Linked DNA regions of Homo sapiens: region 2 is linked to region 1. The links are chromatin contacts, found by Hi-C or POLR2A ChIA-PET in ENCODE. All regions are on one chromosome and are shown on one strand. The core of a region is the stretch at or near the end of the contact, and the rest is flanking DNA. Distances in the headings are between cores, read along the strand shown.

Region 1 (6,119 bases), core at 2,492-4,991:
ATCTCACTGATCTCTCTTTCTCTCTCTGCAGCCCAGACTCAGAGAGTCAGTTTTCACCCACAGCAAGATCCAGCCAGGCCTGGGACCAGAATTTGCCCAATGGGGGTTCACTTTTCCTGGCCAATTCCTACTCACACAGCTCCTTGCAGCCAGTCCAGTCACCTCATGTGGGCTCAGAAGCTTTCTGAGGCCTTCACTGGAGATGTGGGCCTGAAGCCAGCTGCCATGGCACCAGCCCTGCCAGGCCTGCCATCCCAGGGTGCTGCTGGCCTGCCGAGCCTGCTCAGCCTCTCCACACTGCCGCACTTGTGAGGCATGGAGCCTCACAAGAAGGCCACCCCTCCCCTCTACCTTCTCACCAGATAGAAGCAGCCACTGATATAAACTTGAGGACAGAGGTGATGCATGAACATGTATCTCTGGTTACACGGGGTCTGAGTTAGGAAGGGGATTAAGCACATGAAAGGGGTCTTTGGGGCAATTCCTTACTCAGAAACTTAGATGCTTGTCAGAGGGAGAAGGGGTCCCGGAAACAGCCTCTTGCTCATACCTGGCTCAGATGTGTGCTTAATTCACCTTTTTTCTCTCTCTTTTCTTGCAGAGAGAAAGAGTGGTGTATCCAAAGGGAGGGACCTTAGGATGAGGTCTTATTCTACCCAAGCTGGCAGCATCTCTGCTTTCTCAATCCAGGTGAGTGAATGCAGTTGAGAAGGAGACAAGCTGCCCCAGCGCACTCTCTGGCCTTCGTGGATCCCTCCCATTCAATTATTCAGACCCTTCGTTTTCTCTCCAGGTCAGTCTCCAGACATTTCAAATTCAGGCCTAAGGACTGAGAGTTCATGGGAGCACCACGCCCTCCAAGAAGCACCAACATGGGATGGTGGGAAGGGATTTGGACATAAATCTAAGGTGGATATTTGCAGAGGAATGGAGTGAAAATAACGATGAATATATTGAGCATGTACTATGTGCCAAGAACTGTATTATCTCATTTAATTCACATGAGAATTCTATGTGGTAAATCTTTATAGGTGGGGAAAATGAGATGCACAAAAATTTCATCACTGACCTAAGGTTACACAGCTAGATTGTCATGGGCTTGGGATTTTAAACTCAGGCAGTCTGGCTTCAGAGCTGACCTGTGCCCTTGGTCATGATGCTATAGGAGCAGCTCACAGGGATTCAAAGTGATCCTGTTAGGGTTGCCTGCAGGAGCAATTTCAGGTGGGAAGAAATCAGCTGTGAGTTCATTTCTGCCTGTAGGGTGGAAATTAGGGGATATAGGACAGGCACCACCTCGGGGAGCCCTAGACTGGCTTCATACAGACCGGTAAGCCTCCACGGATTCCTTCAAGGCTAGGGTATTGAGGGCCTTGGATCCCAAGTTCCTCTCACTCACCACCAAGGCAGGCTGAAAAGGGGATGGTTGAGGCAAGGCCCAGGAGTCAAGAAGGAATAGGTTAGGTCAGGAATGAGGGATGCCAGGGCCAGGGGTCAAGGCAGGACAGATACCCCAACACCAAGGAAGCCATCAGGGCAGCAGCACAGAGCTCCAGCCACGGGCAGAACCCGATGCTGAAGTCATTCTTGCCTCAGCCAGGAAGCATTTCACATCCTCCCTGTGGGCCAGGACCCATCCTCAGGCTGGGGGCTGCCTAGAACTACCTGCTTGGAAGAAGTGAGCCACAGCAAAACGTTGTTGAAAATACCAGCAGCTACATGTATGATGTGCTGACTCTGCACTAGACATTTTATATATGTTATCCCTTTTCACGTTAAGCTTGCAAACTACTCTGTGAGGTCTGAATATTGTCCCCATTTTACAGAGAGGCAATAAAAGCTGAAAGAGGTACAACAGCTTGCCTGGGGCCACGTAGCTTCTCGGGACCTTGGATGTAAACTTAGGCCAGCCTGGTTCCAGAGCCCAGAGCCCTGGCTCTTACTTCCCCTACTGATAGCCTCCTTGGGACAGAGATGGGGCAGGGGCTCCATCCAGCCAATTCTCTTTCCCTCCCCCATTCTCAGCCCCTTTCTACCCAGGCATTTCCATCATACCATTGCTCCGATTGAAAGTTCATCTGCTGCCGGGCACGCAGTGGCTCACGCCTGTAATCCCAGCACTTTGGGAGGCCGAGGCGGGCTGATCACCTGAGGTCGGGAGTTTGAGACCAGCCTGACCAACCTGGAGAAACCCCATCTCAACTAAAAAAAAAAAAAAAAAAAAAAAATTAGCTGGGCGTGGTGGCACATGCCTGTAATCCTAGCTACTCGGGAGGCTGAGGCAGGAGAATCGCTTAAACCTGGGAGGCGGAGGTTGTGGTGAGCCGATATTGCACCATTGCACTCCAGCCTGGGCAACAAGAATGAGACTGACAGGCACCGTCTGAAAAAAAAAAAAAAAAAAGTTCAGCTGCTCAACTCCATGCTCCCATTGGCAGCAGTTATCCAACCAGCCTGAAAGCTACCTTCTTCCATCTCTTCTCACAACGATGCTGTGCGGGGGCCAGCAGGCGTGTTTCCCCATTACACAGGTACAGAAACTGGGGCTTCAGGAAAATGAAATCATGGGCCACCAGTACCCTGTCATCAGGACAGGACTTCAAAGCCAGGCCCCTAAATCCAGCATCCTTCTAGGCCTCTTCACAGTACTGCCTGTGAATTTAGATACATCTGTGCCTCTAACAGATCTTTAAACTTCTTCTGTAGCTCACTGTGTCCAGCTTCCCAAGGACTGCCTGCAGAAGAGGGCTCTATTCCCAAGGCCTGTCAAGATTCTGGGGGTCCTCCCCAGCAGCTAGGGGACATCTTGCCCACCTTCTTCAGTACCCGAGGCAGGGAGGATGCTGTACAGGTTAAGGAGACCACAGAGCTAGCAGTGTGTGGGTTGTGCTGAGTCCCTGAGTGGTGTGTATTTCTTCAGGTCTCTGTCTGCTTGCGGGCGCCCCTCTGATTGGAAGGCTTAGTAAGGAGCCCTCTGTCTGCTGGGGCTGAACCAGGCAGGCCCCCAATGGTACTGAGCCAGTGAGACTGTCCCGGAGAAAATGTGATACAGAAACCACAGAGAGGACTCTCCCAAGAAACGCCACAAGCCACCTGGTGGGACATTCATTTCTTTCCAAGAATTTGGCTTCTGTTCTCTCCTGTTTTTCCTCTTAGGAGTCAGATAGAACAGGTTGACTCGATTACTTGTTTGCTTCAAGCTCGTTTGACAAATGAGAAATAAATAAGGTCCAAATAAATAAAATAATATTTATTTTATAATATTGAGGTGTCAATAATATTGAAGTCCAAATAAATAAAATAATAGCAATTAGGAAAGAGCTGGAGTGACCGCAGAGTCTCCTGACACCCAGGGCAGGCCCCTCCTGCTCACGTGATGACCAAACACTCTCCCTCAGTCTGGCTACTTATTAGGAAGTCTCCATTGGCACGGAGTACACCAAAAATTTGGCTGTGCCTCCACCCCTGTGAATGTTTGATTTGTACACCCTCAGCTTTAACCTAGAGCCCTGGGCTTCTGGAAAGGGTGGGGTTGGAGGCATTCCAAGACCTTGACCTGGAAGGAATTCCAGGAGACTGGGTTGCTTCTTTCAACCCCACCAGCAGTCTCAGCAGGTCGGCCTGAGCCACATACTTGCTCAGACCTCACTACTAGCTAGGGTCCCCTTTCCTTCTTTTCCTTCCTCTCTCTCTCACTCTCTGTCATGAAGTTTTCAAGGGCTGGGACGGCCACATTCCACAGCATTGAAATCACAGTTCCATTTCATTCAGGCAAATGGCATTTTTGCCTGAATCAAAAGTGAGAGCTTGAAAGGATCTTATTGATGGTTTCAACCACCTCCCTCTTTTAATAGATGAGGAAAATGAAAGCACGGGGGAGGTGGCTCCCCAGGGTCACTCAGTGGGTAGTGAAGGCGCCGTGCTAAGCACCTAGGGCCCGGGCCCTTAGGCACTGCTTGTCCCAGTGAGCTCCCGTCCCACTGTCCACTCCTAACCACAGATGCCCACGCTGGAAGGAACCCCAGGAAGTGTGTGGCCAGGGCAAGGGTTGGGGACAAGCCTGAATGCCCAAGGGGAACACAAGGTCACATCAAGGGAAAGGAAAGCCAGGACTTGGGGGATGACTGCCACACAGATGATTGCTGAGCAGGCGCAGGATTTCTGGACATTCGTTTTTGTTTTTTTTTTTTAAGAACAGCCAGAAAATACAATGATAATGTAAAACATTCCCATTTTAAATATAGAAAGAATTCAAATTTAAAAAGAAAGCACCTGAGACTAATGTGTGGCCTCTGATGAAGTCCAATTGTCCCTTTTTACAGACAAGAAAACTGAGGCACAGGGTAGTGGTCTGTCACAGGCCACAGAGACAAAACCCAGTGCAGTGCAGTCATTTCTGGGGAATGCCACTTTGGGGCCAGCTGTCCTGTTGGCACTCATTATGAGATGGCATCCCATGAGAATGTGTCCTCACGCACCCGGCCCCAGGCCCCCTCAGGTCTCGTGTGATTCTCCTTGGAGGACCTTAGCCTTGGCCTTCTATTATGTTCTCTCTGTGGCCCACATTCCAAAAATCTCTGTAAGTGTTTTTTTTATCCCAACATGTCCTTTTAAGACTCCAAAGTGGGCCAGAACATTCCGAGACCCTGCTGGAGGCTGGGAAAGGCGGCAGACACCCCTGCCCTCTGCCAAGCCCTTCCCACGTGCCATTCCCCTTGCCACTGGACATACTGCCTTTTGCAGCCCAGCTCCAAACAGCACAGCTGACATCTCAGAAAAATCTCATAAGGCCGAATTAGGAACATGTCAGCGAGAGGGGAAAATGAGATCCTCGTCAGCCTGCCACCTTCCCTGGCTGGCTAAATCCATCAGCAGGCCATCAGCAAACAGCCCTCCCTGACCCCTCCTGCACCCAAGACAGGGCAGAGGGCAGTAAGTGAGGAGATGACACATAGCCCCATAAAACCATTGGAGAAAATCAAGTGCTAAGATGAGCACAGCAGATAGTAAGGGCTCAGTGAGTTCCGAGCAAAGGGGGACCAAAATATATAATGGCTCATCAGGGAAACGGGTCTGGAGCTAGTCTCTAAGAATAGGCAGAATTTGGGTGGAGGGAGAGACGTGGAGAGGGCCTTTGAGGTGTCAGGCAGAGTGAGCAAAGGCACAGAGGTGGGACGGAGCATGACATAGTTGGGGGTGAGTGGTGGCTCTGTCGCCCCAGCCAACCCAGCCGCCGGGGGAGGCCCTGATTGTTTTGAACTTTGCTTCCTCGTCTGCAGACAGGAGCTTGGGCTATAGGAGTTCAACGTTTTCTTTCTCCTTGAGCAGAAGTGCTGTTCTTTGTCTACCAGCACCTAGGTTGTGCTTCACAAATGAGATCTTCGTTGAATGAATGAATGAATCAATGAATCAATCATTTAACATAACTATCAGCCTTATAAGAAGAGTATGAGAACTGATACCTGAATAAAGTAATTTAACAGTTTATATTTTTCAGTGTATTTCCCCATTGCCTTTTGTGGCACCCCGCTAACAACCTTTGTAGACAGAAAGAATGGGTTTCATTAATTCTATGTGCCAAGTAAGGAAACCAGGGGTGGGAGCATGTTGGGAGAAGCAGCAACTTACCTGAATGGTGAGTTTGGGTGAAGGAGTTCTGCCGCTCTGAGTTTCCCCCAGGGGATCTGCTTGCCTGCTGAGAGGTGCCCTGGGCCCAGCCTCTGAGGGTGGGCCTGCAATCAGCCTGTTGGCTCTGCGTCAGGGAGGAAAAGGCTAAGCCAAGCTGACTCAGAAGATGTGCTGAGTCCATCCTCCCAGGGACCCGAGCATCCCTGTCTGAGTAGCACGTGTCAGAGGTGCTGATATTTTGATCTTCATCTGAATGACCCCTCCAGCAATCTCCCAATTTGTTCTGAACTAAGTGGGAGAAGTACCAAAATGCTGTTTATCCTTTCCCCAAAACCCCAACAGAGATGATAAGCAACTTGGTCAGACAATCCAAGACTTTACCTGGAGTCACCTAGCCGTCAACCTCTTACCCTTTTCAGCTGGAGGAACCTTGTCAGAGAGAGACATTTAAACAATGATTTAAACCAACAATGACTTAAAGCCTGCAGGAT
Region 2 (6,119 bases), core at 2,185-4,684, 220 kb after region 1:
GCCAACATGGTGAAACCCCATCTCTACTAAAAATACAAAAATTAGTCAGGGTTGTGTTGTGCACCTGTAATCTCAGCTACTCAGGAAGCTGAGGCAGGAGAATTTGCTTGAACCTGGGAGATGGAGGCTGCTGTGAGCTGAGACTGCCCCACTACACTCCAGCCTGGATGACAGAGTGAGACTCCATCTCAAAAAAAAAAAAAGAAAAAAGAAAAGCTTAAGTTACCTCAAGTTTCTATTTTCTGGCTTAAAATCTTCACTTTCTTATTCTCCATGGCCTCTTCCTCCACACTGCTACCCACAACCCCAGTAGTTGGCTTTCTTGGTTATCATTCATGAGTTTGAACACTTGAGGGCAAATTGGGATGAGATACTGGTCAATGGACAAGACCCTTCCCAGGCCAAATCTCATTCCCTTTTATGAGCCTCAAACACCAACAATTCACATTCCACTTCAGCCAATTTACAAATGGTGGCATGCAATAGACCTTGAAGTCATTTATGGGTAGTTAAACCTCAAAGCTTAATCTGAAAAATCCAACCATCGCCTGCACCCCAAAATCTTCTGCCAGGCTGCCCAAATCTGAACATCTGCAGATGCCTGCTGACAGATGGCGTGTACCTGTTCAGGGACTTGCACTAGAACCATGCCCACCTTAGCCCTCCATGTTGGCTGTGGCCCAGAAGGCTAGTGGGATCATTGACAAAGACACTCATGTTTGAGGAGGCACCATCCCATTTTTTATCCACTTATTTTTTTTCAGACAGACCACACACTCTCCAAGGCTTCCTCCTATACTGATGCTTTGTGGTCCTGAAACTCAGAGTCGTTTGGGCTACAACCTTTATGAGGTGTAATAGAATAGAATTAAGACAAGAACTTGGCGAATTCTTACTGGGGCAAACCACTCAGCAGGCAGTTCGATGGAAGGAAGGATAAGCTAGGAATGCACTTTGATGGCTATCCCTCTGAGTGTACCTGTCACACCCCAGAAGCATGCTTTAGAAGAAGGAGAGAGTAGGACAGAGCCCAGCAAGGTGAGCACCATCTGAGTAACTGCATGGACCCCAGAAACACCCCCACTGTGAGCCAATGACCCAGGCAACTACTCCTCACACCTGAGGCCAAACTTCCCCATCCCCTTCTTGGAAACATATGATAGCTCTGAGGACACAGGAAAGAAGAAAATACCTTTCTTCTTCCCTTCAAGGAGCCCACAGTTCAGAGACAGGCAAAGACAAAGTAGAGATCCAGACAATGCTGGGACAGAGGGGCTAGCGTTGGGGTAGGCAAAGGGGATGGAGTGAGTGGTTGATTGGTCTGGAAGTCCCCTGAAACTGCAAGTGTGATGATAGAGCGGATCAAAGCTGCTAGCTCCTGTCCTCTTCACCCAGCCTGGCACAGAAAGAATAAGTCCAGTAGGGCCTCCATGTGTGAGGGCCTGCGGCATCAGGGATTTGTAGATTTCTGAAAACTTTGCCTTTCTATGTGCTTACTGTTTTGTTGCCTGGTGTGTTTACCTTCTCTGATTAGTGATAAAGCCCCCATTATGCAAATGGCCAGAGTGCTTGTCTTTGGGAACGGTGAGGGGAGTGGTGGCATGCTGAGAGGCTTCTTTCCATTCCCCAGCCAGGCTCAGGGACAGAACCCCACCATGAGCACCATGATGGGTGAAAGGGTTAATGAGGAAGTTGCAACAGGCTGAATCCCCAGAACCTTTAGGGAGGGAAGAAGAGCAGTCGGGGATGCCCACCTGGACATGGGGTTTAAGCAGACTCCTGGGCTTCTCCCCAACTCTCCTCCAGACCAGAGCTGTCTTATTTTATTAACAATTCAGAAACAGTGGCTACAACAGACACTCTTCACATCACCAGAAGCCTGGTACCTAATAACTGAGGGGCGTATGAGTGGCACAGAGGTCACTGTACCCGCTAGATCTGATACACCTGAGTCAGATAACTGCCCGATGAGGTCAGTGATCATGAATTGACGTCAATGGAAGAAGGAGAGGAGGACATTCTCTCATGACTCTCACTTTATCTTCACCAAGCATAAAGGGTAGGTATTAAGAGTCCCCTATTACAGATAGGGAAGTTGAGTCTTGGTAAGGTTAAGCACCTTGTCCAAGTTCACCCACCCGAGTTGAATCCAAATCTTTTATCCTCAGAAGGCAGCTGCATCCACTGAGCTGTCTCTGATGATGGTCTGCTAAAGCTGCCCCATGATTCTGTTGCACTCACATCTCAGTACAGTGACCTTTGCCCATGTCAATGGCCAGTGTGCCGTTGCTGCCAGACAACAGATGAGGCAGCCTCTGGAATCAACACTACAAAGCAGAAAACAACCCTTGACCCTACTCATTGTAAACTCTTCCCTACCAGAACAAAGAGGGTAGAAAATTCCTCCCATCACAGAATCCCACGCACAGAGTCTACTGATTGCAGGGCAAAATGAGGGCTAGTGATGACCCCCAGCCTAGGGCACAGATGCCCACTGACCCATCAGCTCTACCCTTCTCTTTCTTCTGCAGACAGTGGGGGCAGGGATAAAATAGTCAAAAGCAGGCTTTTGTTACAAAGTCTGTCCACTTGCTCTGCCCTGAACACTTAGCAATTTGCAATTATAGCATCTAATGGATGCTTCATCATTTTTTGCTAAATTAGTACATGCGTGAATGAGAGTGAATGAATGAAGAAAACTGGCACATGTAAAGCACTTCCTACTTTTCACATCACCTCTGCATCTATTATCTCATCTTATCCTTCAGATACTCCTGTGAATGTAGTGTTGGAATTCTTGCTTTGCAGATGGAAAAACTGAAGCCCAGAGAGATGACTGTTTCACATACGATAATGGCAGAGCTTGGACCAGGATCCTAGCCCAGCACTCCTACTCTGGTCCTTCTTCCCTGGGATGGCTGCTGACTTGAGAAAGGATCTCCAGCCGCCCAGTCTTGCAAAAACAGCAGCTTAGCGCCAAAAGGCACGGCTTCCCTAAATGCCCAGCTCACCACCTGGAGGTGACCGGTGAGGCTGGGGCTACTGGAAAGGCCCCAGAGAAAAGGCTCTCTTGCCCCCAGGGAGCACTCATGTCTTTCTAAACAGACCTCAACATTTTTCCCGGGTTAGATCAGAATTTCCAGATCTGGATAAGAACTGGAAACTTCCTATCCATTACCTTTCTGATTCTGACTCACTTCAGGGGCTGGGGGGTGGGAGAGGTGAGATGCTCAAGTCCCACCTATTTTAAAAACAAAAAAGTCTCTTCAACCCCCAAAGTGGGTCATTCTAGAAATGTTTACTGCACATGTGTTATCCCGAGCACTGAACACCCAGCACGGAGCTCAAAGCTGTGCCGTCAGGAGTGGCTGCGGCAGCCTGCCTCTCCTGCGTCAGTTTCACAGCCTACACCCTCTTCTGCCATTCTGCCATTGAACTCAAGCCAAGGGCACCAACGGGCTTCCTGCCAGTGGTCAGACCAAGTCCTGTCTGACTCAGTCTGTGCAGCACTCAAGCATGTTACCTGCTCCTTCTCCACAGTGCTCCTCTCAGCCTCCGTCATACCCTGCCCTCCTAGCCCCTCCTATGCCAGTACCGAGGTCTTGCATAGGCCTTCTTCCTGTCTTTACACACTGCCGTTTAATCACGTCATCTACATCACAGAGGTCCAAATGCTGCCTAATGCCGATGGTGCCCAAGTCAATTCTCCAGAAGAGATCTCTTTGCCAAACTTGACACCAAATGCTTGTTGGATGTCCTTTCCTGAGCGGCCTCGGGCATCCAAACCTCAGCATCACCAAAATTGGATTCACATATGCACCCTACACCATATCTGCTCCTCCTCTGCTCACAGGATTGGTGAGCAGCGAGTGGCCCCGAGCCATGAGCCACCTGAGTAGGAGACCTGGAGTCGGCCTTGCCTCCCCCTCCTCCTCTCCTCCGCCTCCTCCTCGCCTCCCTCTCCTCCTCGCCTCCCCCTCCTCCTCACCTTGCCCTCATGGCCATCCAGTTTTGTGGCTTCCACCTGCCCAAGGTCCCTCAGAGCGCTGCCTCTACTTCTGTCGCCCACCTCCTCTTCTCTTCCTGAACTAGTGCAACAGCCTCCTTTCTGGTCTTCACACCACCTACAGGATAAAGACTCCAAGTACCTCCATGACCAAAGTCCCGCCTTCTCCCCAGCCTTGTCTCCAGTCTCCTGCACTTATTCCAGTGGCCCCAAACAGTCCTGATCCCAGAAAGGACTCTGTCCTCTCACCTGCCAGCCTGCATGTAGGTGTTTCCCTCAGACTGATGTGCCCTTTCCAGAAAGTTCTCTCCCAGCCCTCCACCCCCATCTAGGGAACCCTTACTGTTTTTCCTCCAATTCAGCTCAAACATCGCCTCCTCTGAGAAGCGGCCCCATGCACCTCCCGCAATGTTCCCATACGAGCCAGTGCAGCCATCATCAGGGCACTTGCCACCGTGAATTGGCAGGCCTCGGGCACATCTCACACCTACAAAACCCAGAGCCCTGCAAGGACTGTGTTCTGTGCTCACACCCCTCTGTGTGTCTAGGCCCTGGTGATCTTATGGCCAATGGTGAGCCTCAGTGAATGACTAAGTGAATGGGTAGTACAGGTAGTGGGTTTGCTGGAATAAAAAGATGTCCATCCACCAGGGACTGGAGGTGACAGCACCAACAAGTCAGGGGGAAGGAAAACAACAAAACCCATCCATCAGGTCCCAGAGGTTTACAGGCAGCTAGAGAGAGACGAGTCTCTCAAGACCGATAACAAGCCAGGGCAGCTTGCAATGAGCTCCGCAGCGCCCTGGTGACCTCCAGAGCTCAGAGGAACAGGGGCACTGGGGAGGGCGGGGGAAGCTTAGGAGGTGGCCTCCTCCCATGCTACCACCCGACCTTCCAGGGACTGAGCAGAATGGAGGCTGAAGGATTGAAGGAGATGCTTTGCTTATCCAACCAAACCCCACCCAGAAGGTGCCTCCAGAGCTCCTGAGGTTCTTGCTGGGAAGAACCTGGTGCCGCCTTTTAACTATGGAGCCTGAGTGCTGGCAGTGGTGAGGGAAAAGGGTAACAAAGGCAGCAGAAAGAGGCATCCCCACCCAGCGAACAGCCAGATGCCAGGCGGGTGTTCCCTTCCCCACCCCAAGGTGGCTGCCTGCAGTGTCTACGTGCTTGTCTTTCTGGAAGACAGGCCCTACTAGGGCTTCAGAGTCAGGCCCAACCTCCTGCCCCCGCAGGAAGGAGCAGAAATGCAGAGCTAAGAGCACCTAGAGAAGGCAGGAAGGGCAGAGATGCAGGTGCACAGGCAACCTCTTCTGTTTGACTTTGGGCCAACTAGGGTTAGGAGTAATGGACTTAACCTGACCTTGGTCTTATATGATCCAGAGAAATGTAAATACTGAAACACAGGCCAACAGTAAAGCAGCAGGTGCAGGGAATCCAGCCACTCCTGGCAAAGTGTCATGGTCCAGCTAAGGACTCCCAGTGACCCAAGCTTCCCCCACCTGTCTCCTTTACCTTACAGGTAGCACCTTCCTCCTCCTTCCTATCCCTACCCCAGGGCCAGGCTGTCTCTCTCTTCCTGACCAGCAAAACCTGAATCTTAGGTTACAAACTCTGGAAGGGGCTCAGAGCTTGGCTGTCCCAAAACCCACTTTTGCAGAGGAGGAAACTGAGGCCCAAGGAAGAAAAAGACCTACTGCAGATCACCTGGCTTCCAGGCTCCTAGCACAAAGCTCTTTGTACTGACGAAGCTCTCAAATCCTGAAAACATCTGCTGTTAGTCCCACCCTCTCCAACCTCCATCCTTTCCCTTTCCCCAAAAAAACAAGAGCTGCATTTTCAGAATTGAAAGTAGGGTGCTAAATGGGCAAAAGTATAGTGGTGGGATCTGAGGCATGGAAGAGGAAAAGCCACAGGGGATGGCCTGAAAACACTGCTGTGTGCTGAGTCAGGCTGCCTGTGCCTGTTCTGCTGTATCCTGGCTCCTGGCTTTCCTCCCCACCCCTGGGCCTGACAGATGACAACTGAAGGTGGGGCCAGCCCAAGAGAGAAAGGGCCAGAGGAAGTTGTGGTGGGTGCCCCGACCCTGGTCCCTAGATATTGTCTGAAGCCTACT

What was found. Hi-C counts contacts between places; a loop is a spot of excess contacts on that map. ChIA-PET counts read pairs that join two places held with the same protein, here RNA polymerase II (POLR2A). Pooled maps may share reads with other maps.
Region 2: a pooled map shows a loop between it and region 1 (1.9-fold over the local background). The contact joins two enhancer-like sites. A Hi-C loop is called at or near these places in 1 of 50 pooled maps. POLR2A ChIA-PET finds 5 or more read pairs at or near these places in 3 of 52 experiments (WTC11, activated CD4-positive, alpha-beta T cell and naive thymus-derived CD8-positive, alpha-beta T cell).

The regions. Positions count from the first base shown.
Region 1 is chr15:69,792,670-69,798,788 of GRCh38, reverse strand. No RefSeq gene overlaps it. Among named protein-coding and RNA genes, the nearest start is that of LINC00593, 40 kb to the left of the region's middle. RefSeq lists enhancers at 1-350, 3,992-4,494. Within about 2 kb of position 3,741, at least 14 of the 41 ENCODE cell types and tissues checked have a DNase peak (open chromatin) inside an H3K27ac peak, as active enhancers do.
Region 2 is chr15:69,576,331-69,582,449 of GRCh38, reverse strand. No RefSeq gene overlaps it. Among named protein-coding and RNA genes, the nearest start is that of PCAT29, 13 kb to the left of the region's middle. Within about 2 kb of position 3,434, at least 5 of the 41 ENCODE cell types and tissues checked have a DNase peak (open chromatin) inside an H3K27ac peak, as active enhancers do.